2 separate regions of the Homo sapiens genome follow, and region 2 is linked to region 1. Evidence: chromatin loops called from intact Hi-C (ENCODE). Cell type or tissue: mammary epithelial cell. All regions are shown on one strand. Links, peaks and the distances in the headings refer to the core of each region. The heading gives the core; the rest is flanking DNA.

The links. Peaks named below come from ENCODE experiments on the same cell type or tissue, not always from the same donor. Only the 100,000 strongest peaks of a DNase experiment are listed, where the experiment ranks them.
Region 2: a loop joins it to region 1, with 11 times the contacts of the local background. A loop is called at or near these places in 2 of 110 quality-filtered maps.

The regions. Positions count from the first base shown.
Region 1 is chr6:79,876,896-79,882,278 of GRCh38, forward strand. No RefSeq gene overlaps it. Among named protein-coding and RNA genes, the nearest start is that of LINC01621, 67 kb to the left of the region's middle. In mammary epithelial cell, for the core only: a CTCF peak has its summit at 2,423; a DNase peak (open chromatin) is centred at 2,826; H3K27ac peaks cover 1,012 bases.
Region 2 is chr6:79,982,166-79,987,548 of GRCh38, forward strand. No RefSeq gene overlaps it. Among named protein-coding and RNA genes, the nearest start is that of TTK, 20 kb to the right of the region's middle. In mammary epithelial cell, for the core only: a CTCF peak has its summit at 2,260 (motif pointing left); a DNase peak (open chromatin) is centred at 2,316.

The sequences.
Region 1 (5,383 bases), core at 187-5,186:
CCCGCCTTAGACATGGAAGAGTTGTGAAATGAGGGTAAAGGGACCATCCAGAAAAGAAGATAAGGAAGAAGCTAGGACACAGCCAGCCAATTCTGCCCACATGCCAGTGAAGTGGAGAAACTGATGCTGTTTATGCTTGTTGAGAGTTCCCATGGTTTTGCAGGAACCAACCCAATGTTTTCTGTGCTTTTTCACCTACTTTCTTATAGTCTATAAGAAAACCTACTACAAAAAACTCCTGCAGGAAGAAAAGAGTTTGTGTGTTTGCGTTGGAAACAGCAGGCTGGAAAAAAACTTGAGGAATTCCAAAGGACCCTAGGAAAAGGCATCCGAAAGGAAGCAACTTGTTGGTAGCTGGTAAAGGGGAGGTAAGGAGGCCTAAGAATGAAAGGAATAAATTATAAACCTGTTTTAAGAGTGAGAGTAGCTTAAGGCTTTAAGATTTATCTCCGGGGGGGAACTTGTTGCTTGACAGTAAGCAATTTCAGCATAATTAAAAGAAATCCTTTTTAGAGTTTATATTCCAGTCATACTAGGCGCAAGGCAAATTGTTAAATATGCTTCTACCCCTCATTTCAAACTTAGACATCCCCTTACCTTTCCACTGTAATAGACTTTCCAGGACTGTTTCAAAATTGAGGTACACACATATACACATGCATGTGCACACATGTATACACTAACATATTTGGACTATGCTATTTCAAACTCGTGGGAATGCCAGGTCACCAATTGTTTCTATTAGAATGGCCCTTGGTAATAAATGAATGACCCTGGTTCTCAGCCCAGTGTTAAATCTTAGTAAAAGATAATGAATAAGGACACAGTTTCCCCTAAGACCTTTATGCTTTTTGCATGATACTTGAACATTCTCATGCTCACATGTATAAAATCAATTTATTATTTAGCTAACTTTTGGTGGCAAGTGACAGAAAAGTTTGAAGTTAGGAAAGGGAATCATTGTATTACATAACTGGTATGGCCAGAGTGCAGTTGACTTCAGTCACAGTTTGATCCAAGACAATGTTAGCAAGATATTTTCTCTCTATTGCCATCTGACATGGTTTGAATGCTCCCTCCACATCTCATGTTGAAATTTAGTTGTCATTGTGATGGTATTAAGAGACGGGGCTGGGAGGCAGAGTAAGATGGTAGAATAGAAACCTGCAACATATGTACCCCCTGCAGGTATGCCAAATTTTCACAACTGTCTACACACAGAAAAGCACCATCACAAGAACCAAAAATCAGGTGAGCAATCACAGTACCTGGTTTTAACTTCATGTTGTTGACAGAGGCATTGAAAAGGGTTGAAGAGACAGCCTTGAGTTGCCGACATCATTCCTCCTCCAGCCCTGGCAGTGGCCGTGTAGCACAGAGTCTATGCACTTCGGAGAGAGAGAGAGTGCAGTGACTGGCGTACTTTACCCTGAACTCAGTGCTGACCTGTCATAGCAGAAAGCAAAGCCATGCTAGGTTCAGCCACTGACTGCACATGGAAGGTGCATTTGGAGCAGACCTAGTCAGAGGGGAATCACACATTCCATAAGTCAGAACTCAAATTTCTTGGCAAGCCTCACCACAGCAGGCCAGAGGGTTCTGGGGCTCTAGGTAAACTTGAAAGACAGTCTAGGACACAGGGACTGCAATTCCTAGGCAACTCCTAGTGCTGGGCTGGGCTTAGAGCCAGAGGACTGGGGTGGCATGTGACCTAGAGAGACACCAGCTGGAGTAGCTAAGGGAATGCTTGCGCCAGTCCTCCCTCAACCTGAGGCAAAACAGCTCACAGCAACAAATGTGTCTCCTTCCTTCTGCTTAAGGTGAGGAGAGCGAAGAGTAAAGAGAACTTTGCCTTGCATCTTGGATACCAGCTCAGACTCAGTAAGATAAGGCATCTGAAACATGCTAACTACAAGTGTAACCTAGCACAGCCCCAGTTGTGGTGGCTACAGTGTAAAACTCCTTCTGTTTGAGAAAAGCAGAGGCAAAAATAAAGAGAACTTTGTCATGCACTTTAGGTGCCAGCTCAGCCACAATGGGATAGAGCAACTAGAAGACTCTTGAGATCCCCGAGTTCAGGCCTAGGCTCCTGGACAGCATTTCTGGACCTGCCCTGGACCAGAGGGGAACCCACTTCCCTGAAAGCTGAGTCTCAGGCCTGGCAGCATTCACCACAAGCTAACTGAAGAGCCCTTAGGCTTTAAGTGAACATCAGTAGTAGCCTGTCAGACCACTCCCCACCCCCATGGGCCAGTAGGATGGTGCCAACAAGGAGAGGCTCCTCTGCCTATGGAAAGGGGAAGAAAAAATGGGAAGAACTTTATATTGTGGTTTGAGTGCCAGCTTAGCCATAGTAGAATAGAACATCAGGCAAATTTCTAAGGTTTTTAACTGCAATCCCTGGCCACTAGAGAGCATCTCTGGATCTGCTTTGGGCCTAGAGGACCTCACCACCCTGAAGAGCCAGCCTGGCTGGCCTTGCCATGTGCTGATTTTAGAGCCCTAGGTCATTGAGTGAACAAAGATGGTAGCCAGGGGGTGGTTACAGCAGGCCTTGGGCAAAATCTTGTGCTATGCTGGCTTCAGGTCTGACCCAATGCAGTCTCAGTGGTGTGGCCACAGGGATGCTTACATCACCACATCCCCAGTTCCAGGTAGCTCAGTGTGCACACACACACACACACACACACACACACACACACATGCACAGAAAGAGAGAGAGAGAGAGAGAGAGAGACTCCATATGAGAGAAAGTAAAGGAAAAAAACAAGAGTTTCTTCCTGGTAATCCAGAAAATTCCTCTGTGTCTTATTCAAGACTGCCAAGGTGGTACCTCTATGAGTCTGCAAAAACCACAGCAAAATTGGGCTTAAGGCCAAAGTCCTTTCAAATACCTGGAAAGCCTTCTCAAGAAGGACAGGCACAAACAAGCCTGAGAAGACTACAATAAATACTTAACTCTTCAGTGTCCAGATACTGAACAACTGTAAGTATCAACACCATCCAGGAAAACAGGACCTCACCAAATGAACTAAATAAAGCACCAGGGACCAATCCTGGAGAAGCAGAGGTATGTGACCTTTCAGACAGGGAATTCAAAATAGTTGTTTTGAGGAAACTCAAAGAAATTCAAGATAACACAGAAAAGGAATTCAGAATACTATCAGATAAATTTAAAAATGATTGAAATAAATAAAAAGAATCAAATAGAAATTCTGGAGTTGAAAAATGCCACTGACATACTGAAGAATACATCAAAGTAACGTAACAGCATAATTGAGCAAGCAGAAGAGAGAATTAGTGAGCTTGAAGAAAGGCTATTTGAAAATACACAGTCGGAGGAGACAAAAGAAAAAAGAATAAAAAACAATGAAGCATGCCTACAAGATCTAGAAAATAGACTCAAAGGGGCAAATCTAAGAGTTATTGGCCCTAAAGAGGAGGTTGAAAAAGAGACAGGGATGGAAACTTTATTCAAAGGAATAATATCAGAACTTCCCAAATCTAGAGAAAGATATTGACAATTAAGTACAAGAAAGTTATAGAACACCAAGCAGAGTTAACCCAAAAGAAGACTACCTCAAGGCACTACTAATCAAACTCCTGAAGGTCAATGATAATGAAAGAATCCAAAAAGCAGCAAGAGAAAATGAAAACATAACATACAATGGAGCTCCCGTACCTCTGGCAGCAGACTTTTTAGTGGAAATCTAAAAAGAGCCAGGAGAGAGTGGCATGACATATTTAAAGTTCTGAATGAAAAAAAAAAATCACCCTAGAACAGTATATCCAGTATGAATACCCTTCATGCATGAGGGAGAAATAAAGACCTTCCAAGACAAACAAAAACTGAGGGATTTCATCAATATCAGACCTGCCCTACAAGTAATGCTAAAGGGAGTTCTTCAGTGTGAAAGAAAATGATGTTAACAAGCAAGAAGAAATCATAAGAAGCTACAAAACTTACTGGTAATGATAAGCACACAGAAAAACACAATATTGTAACATTGTAACGCTGATGTATAAAGTACTATTATCTTAAGTACAAAGACTACATGATAGGGCGGGTGTGGTGGCTCATGTTTGTAATCCCAGCATTTTGGGAGGCCGAGGCAGGTGGATCACCTGAGGTCAGGAGTTTGAGATCAGCCTAGCCAACATGGTGAAACCCTGTCTCTACTAAAAATACAAAAATCAACCAGGCGTGGTGGCAGGCGCCTGTAATCCCAGCTACTCAGGAGGCTGAGACACGAGAATCGCTTAAACCCGGGAGGCGGAAGTTGCAGTGAGCTGAGATCGTGCCACTGCACTCCAGCCTGGGCAACAGAGCAAGACTCTATCTCAAAACAAACAAACAAACCAACAAACAAACTACATGATGAACCAATCAAATATAGTAACTACAACTTTTTAAGGCATAGACAGTATAATAAGATATAAATAGAAACAACAAAAAGTTAAAAAGCAGAGGATTCCTGTAGTCCTAGCTACTCCGGAGGCTGAGGCAGGAGAATGGCGTGAATCCGGGAGGCGGAGCTTGCAGTGAGCCGAAATCATGCCACTGCCCTCCAGTCTGGGCGACAGAGTGAGACTCCGTCTCAAAAGAAAAAAAAAAGCGGAGGATAAAGTTAAAATGTAGAGTTTTTATTACTTTTCCTTTTGTGTGTTTATTTACAGAATCAATGTTAAGTTGCCATCAATTTAAAATAATGGGTTATAAGATAGTATTTGCAATCTCCACAGTAACCTCAAATTGAACAACATACAATGAATACACTAAAAACAAAAAGTAAGAAATTAAATTATACCACCAGAGAAAATCATCTGCACTAAAAGGAAGACAGGAAAGAAGGAAGGAAGGAAGAGAAGACCACAAAGCAACCAGAAAACCAATAATAAAATGGGAGGAGTAAGTCCCTACTTTATGAATAATAACATTGAATATAAATGAACTAAACTCTCCAATCAAAAGACATAGAGTGGCTGAATGGATTTAAAAAAAAAAAAAACCACGATCTCTCGCCTGCTAGAAACACACTTCACCCATAAAGATACACATAGACTAAAAATAAAGGAATTAAAAAAGATCTCCATGCATAGAAACCAAAAAAAGAGCAGGAGTGGCTATATTTATATCAGACAAAATATATTTCAAGACCAAAACTGTAAGAAGAGACAAAGAAGGTTATTATATAATGATAAAGGGGTCATGCAGCAATAGGATATAACAATTGTAAACGTAACATTTCATTCAGATGTTATGTAACATTTTTCTCCACAGCACATGGATCATTCTCAATGATAGACTATATGCTAGGTCATAAAACAAGTCTTAAAACATTCAAAAAATTGAAATAATAGCAAGCATCTTTTCTGACCACAA
Region 2 (5,383 bases), core at 227-5,226, 110 kb after region 1:
AGTCCAGAATTCTATTTCTAGTGTTGGTATATCCAAGCCATATACCCCCAGGGCAAATCACTAAACTGGTCTAGGCTTCAATCTCCTACCTGCACACTGCTGAAAGAAAAAATTGTGCTGCCTATCTCATAGACTGATATGAGGATCAAATGGGACCATTTAAGTGAAAGCACTTTGAAAATTGTAAAGTGGTTTACAAATATAAAACATTGTCATTTTTTGTTTCACTCTGTGATATTTCCTTCAGGAAGTTAGGACTGATTACTATTGTTACTATTACCATTATATATTGATATGAGTTTATTTGATGTGATTATATAATAAGATATATATTTTTTAAATGACTATAATTTTGAATTCTAATTCACCAACTATCAAATAGCAAAACTTTGTTAATGTATTGTCCCAGAGATCCTTGTTTTTTAAAACCTCATCTATTTTACTCACTAATATAGGAATGCTGTTTTCCCTTGAATTCCTATTACTCTTTCCCTCACCTTTGATTTTTAAAATTCAAATCGTTTATTTTCTACAAGATACTTATGTTGTCAAAATAAATATTACCATTTTATCATTGTTTGCTTTTCTTCTGTCTCTCCATCCTGCACTCATCTACAGTGATGATGGAGAAGGAGCTTCTTAGTTTTTCTCAGCCTGCTTGATTTTAGAGGAAAGGCACCCTCGTTGCCCCCTTCTTTGCCCCAGAGGCACCTGTGGGTTCTGACAGGACTAGTCCAGTTGTTGGACACTCCCTGGGCAGCCTTTCCCTATCAGATAAAGCAGGGAGTGAGCCTCTGACAGGTACATCTGTCACTATCCTGTGTGTCCATGGCGCAAGTGGAACTCTAATCAGACTAATGTTGTGCAAAGACTTTGTGTGGGCGACGTCTATCCTCCACCCCAGATGAATGACTTACTGCATCTGTGTGCTCAAAGCAAATGAAACTCTTACATACCTTTGAAATAAAAGAGAACAATATGAAAGTATTAGGACATTGGTCCTATCACAAAAGATGCACATTTCATTATGTGAAAAGGAAACTTCAGGCCTCAACGTATTAGATAAAATAAGGTATTTTTTATCGCTAACTCAGGAAAGATTTTGAACCTTTTTGTATTCAGGTGGCAAGTAATTCAGGCCCCTCATAGAAGATACCATTAAAATATAATTTAAAATAGGAAAGAGAAACACATACATATTAGAAAAGGCTTTGACCATTCCTCGCCTTCTATTTAATCTGCAGAAATTATTTTAGAATCTCAGAATGCTATTTAGCTTTATTATCACAGCTCTATGTTAGTAAAGTTAATTGCGTGTGTGTTTTAGTTGTTATAAATGTTCTGTAGAGATTCATGTTAATTACATTTTGAGAAATATTATTTGCAAACAGGTGGCCGGTTACTTTATATTTCCTTTCTGCGGAGTCAAAGGGTGGCATGACGACTAAAGGAGCTGGCTTACTTCTGGGGGCACTCAGAAGGCCACACCTTCAGCACAGGTACTATGAGCCTTCTGATGATTCCCGTCACTGAACGTGGACCAAAGCAGCAGAGCCCCTGAAAATGTCCTGGCATTTCAGCAGAAAACAGTGTGAGCAAATGATTAATGACTGGGGTCTTCCTGAGTCTTAGTGATACATGAGGTGCAAGGTACAGCCTTGGGCTGGTGGAGCCTCAATTACTACTAAATTTCTCAATAGCCTATAGGAACAGGGCATGGAGTTGGATTTCAAGTGATTTACAGATTATAAACAAATATGATGGTTCTTGAACTTTTGAATTTGTGAACTGAGGTTCTGCTATTTTTATGTTATGGCATTCAACATACAAATTTACAAACTGAACAAGGCTTAGAGGTAATTAATTATTAACTCTTAGCTTGAACAAGAGGTTACTTTTCTGCCGACCTTAGAATGGTTAGGTTCACAGATATATAATAACAATCTTCATTTTTTCCCTTGTCCTTTAATTGTAAAAACAGAGTAGCAAAATATACAAATTAAACTTTATTTAGAAAAAGCATCACAATTTCATCATCCAAAAGCAACAACTATTTTAATGATTTATATATCCTGTCATTCTATATACTTGTATAATAACAAGTAACCTGTGTTCTCAGTTTGAGGAGTATCATGGAGGAATTTGAGCAGAATTGTCCGAAGCCCAAATTCCTTCTTGTTCTTGGCAGAGTATCTTGTGAGGTGGTTGGCTTCTGTATTCCCTTTCATGGTCTTTAAGTTGCTCCTGCTGCCACCTCATGGCCTCTGCTGCTGTTGGCTGTGTTTATTGCCAAGGGTGTGGGATGGCTTTATGTGGTTTGAAGGTTTGTTACAGCTGAGTTCATTTGAAGATTTTCTTGTGTGTCAAGATAGCAGTTTCAGCTTGAATCTGGGCCCGTCCAAGCATGTCAAGGGAACTTGTGAAGCCAGCCTATTTTCCTGGAACCTGAAGAGCCTATAGGAAAGAGCTTGAGCTTTGTCTCCTGCTTGGGCCACTAGGCATTTTGAATAAATTGTGAGATACCCTGACAGCAGTCTAATTGAAGGAGGGCTGTAGAGTCCTCTGGGAGAGAACTCATCCTAAGGGTGGAAGGTGGGAGCCATAACGAGCCCCCCAGTTTCTTCCCAGAGGAGAATATGGATTCTGAGTATAACTTTGTGACTGTGATTCATATCTGTTCCCAGCCAAATTCCATAGATTCATGTGTGGGTCCTAGGCAAACTGAGAGCCATAGGTAAAAACTGAAAAAACATTCAGTGAACACTATAAAATATTAAGGCACACACGCACACATAGTGCACTGTTTTTAACGCCTCAGATTAAAAGTTACAAGGGAGAGAGAGGTAACTACAGCAGAGTGTTTGCCATAGATCACCGAGCTTTATTGCTGTGAAATTTTCAGAAATGCATGGAGTGTGGTAAAGTCCTTTGTGGTCAGTGGAGCAGCAGTGGAGGGTTTGCTGAAGAATGGTATGATTGGAAGAACAGGACCTAGAAGAGTAATAGTGATCTTTGGAGGATAAATGTGGTGTCTACAAGGCAGTGAGAGCATTAATAAAGCTAGATTTTTTCTTAATCACAACTGAGACACTCCCTGGGGACTCTCAGAAATGCTGAAGGGGACCAACTTAAGGACTGAGGACAAGCATTATGCAAATAAAGGAAATAAGTCCTGAAATCAGGCAGTCTTCATGTGACCCTGAATGTACCTACAGGCTGGTGAAACCTTGGCAAACTTGCATTTCACTTGCATTTGCCTGGTCCCTCAGAGCAGGCTCTGAACCCACATATGGTGTGTACTGCTACAGTTAACTACTATCTGGTCCAAAGTGTCTGGCCTGGATTTTTTACAGTGTTCCTGGCTTTATAACTCTTGACTGATTATTCTTCTTTCACTTTTATTCAGCACATATTTATTAAGTATGTCCTGTGTGTGTGGAGATACAGTAATGAGCAAAACAAACCTTGATCCAGTCCTTTCAGAAATCTTAGCCTGGTGCACAAGACAGACCAATTCATTGGTTCAACAATTTTTATTAACTATCTACGTTATGGTAGTTAATAAACCATTCAATGTTTTTGGCATAACAATGTATACATAGCAAGGATCTCATTCCAAAGAGCTTATGTGGTAGGGAAGGATAGAAAATAACACATAAATAAATACATGAACAGGATAATTACAGATAGTGATAAGTACTATGAAGGGAATAAGCATGGTGATGTGATGAAGAACAACTGGAATTGGGGACTATTTTAGGTCAGGTAGTTGGGCAAGGCATTGTGGAAGAGGCCACATTTGAACAGGTACCTAAAAGGTAAAAAAAAAAAAAAAAAAGCCAACCACTGAGGATTTGTGGGTAGATGTTCTAGCCAGATGCAACAGTAAGATGAAGGGCTCTTAGGCAGGAAAAATTTCACTGTGTTCAAGGAACTGAGATGAGGCCAGTGAGCTAGAGCTTAGTGAGAAAGGAGAAAAAGTGGAATGAGATGGGCTTGGAGAATTAGAAAGGGCCAAATCAGGCAGGGCCTTTGGTAAACACAGCTTCCTATGTAAGTTACTAGGAAAGCTATGAATGGTTGTAAGCAGGGGCCTATCATGATCCGCGAAACTAAGATGACATGTGATGAGAGCTTTCCTTCCCATTTTTTAATAGCACCCCCACCCTGTGGGCCATTCTTGAGGAACTTAAAATAATTTCCTTAGATCTGGACCTGAGAAAAGGTAGAGTGGCACTACTCAGAAGCTGCCACAAAGCTTACCCTTTACACTAATGTGTGATGTATCTACCTTGACTCAAATGTCTCAACTCCTGCCTACTCTAGGGGACTTTAGATGGGACACTTCCTGAAACACTGGAGTGGCTTTGGTCTCCTCCTGTCTGCTGAAAAATTTCTTAAATGAGACTAAATCTCCAGTTACTGCTTCTCCTAGGAAGTTTATGAAGGTCAAACTTCTGTTGTCCTGCCTTTCTCCTTAGAAACAACCTAATATTGAGAAATTTGGCAAACGTGATTTATTAGAGTCTCAATAACAGTAATGCAACAGGGAAAATGATAGCAATGTCCTGCAGACCTCATAGAACTCAAAGAAGAGTGTTAAGCAGACAAAAAAGACAATTACAGTACTATGTCATAGCTGCATATTCTCTGACATGAACATGTGAACCACTCCAGAGACTCTCAGAAATAGTAGGGAAATGTGATGTTTTCAAAGAATGTCAAGCTGCATTAGCAGGTAGAGAAGAGTGAGTCACAAACAGGCTAAAATATGGAACACCAGTTCATCTTCGAAATATCTTCTAAATATTTTGGAAATATTTGGGGCTGCCCAACGGGATTATTCATTTGTGCTTATTTCACTTTCGTCCATTCACCCATCATTAAACAAATATATACGTGTATGTTCATGTTTGTGTATACGTGTGTGTGTGTGTGCGTATATATAGCTATAACTCTATTATGTGGTGACTGATATATCTATTCTAGTGTACATATGCTATGGAGTGAATGTTTTTGTGTTCCCTAAAACCTAATAACCAATGTGATGGTGTTGGGAGGTGAGGCCTTTAGGAGATAACTGAGTCATGAGGGCTTCATTCTCATGAATGATATTACTGCCTTTATAAAAGAGGTTCCAGAGAGCTTCTTTGCCCATTCCACCATATGAGGACTCAGGGAAAAGGCATCATCTATGAACCAGGAAACAGGCCCTCCCAAGATGCCTAACCTGTTGGTGCCTTGATTTTGGACTTCTCAGCCTCCAAAACTATGAGAAATAAATTTATGTGATTTATAAGCTACTCAGTTGATGGCATTTTGTTATAGTAGCCTGACTGGAGTAACATAATCAATAATACACATGTATGTATATATGTATTAT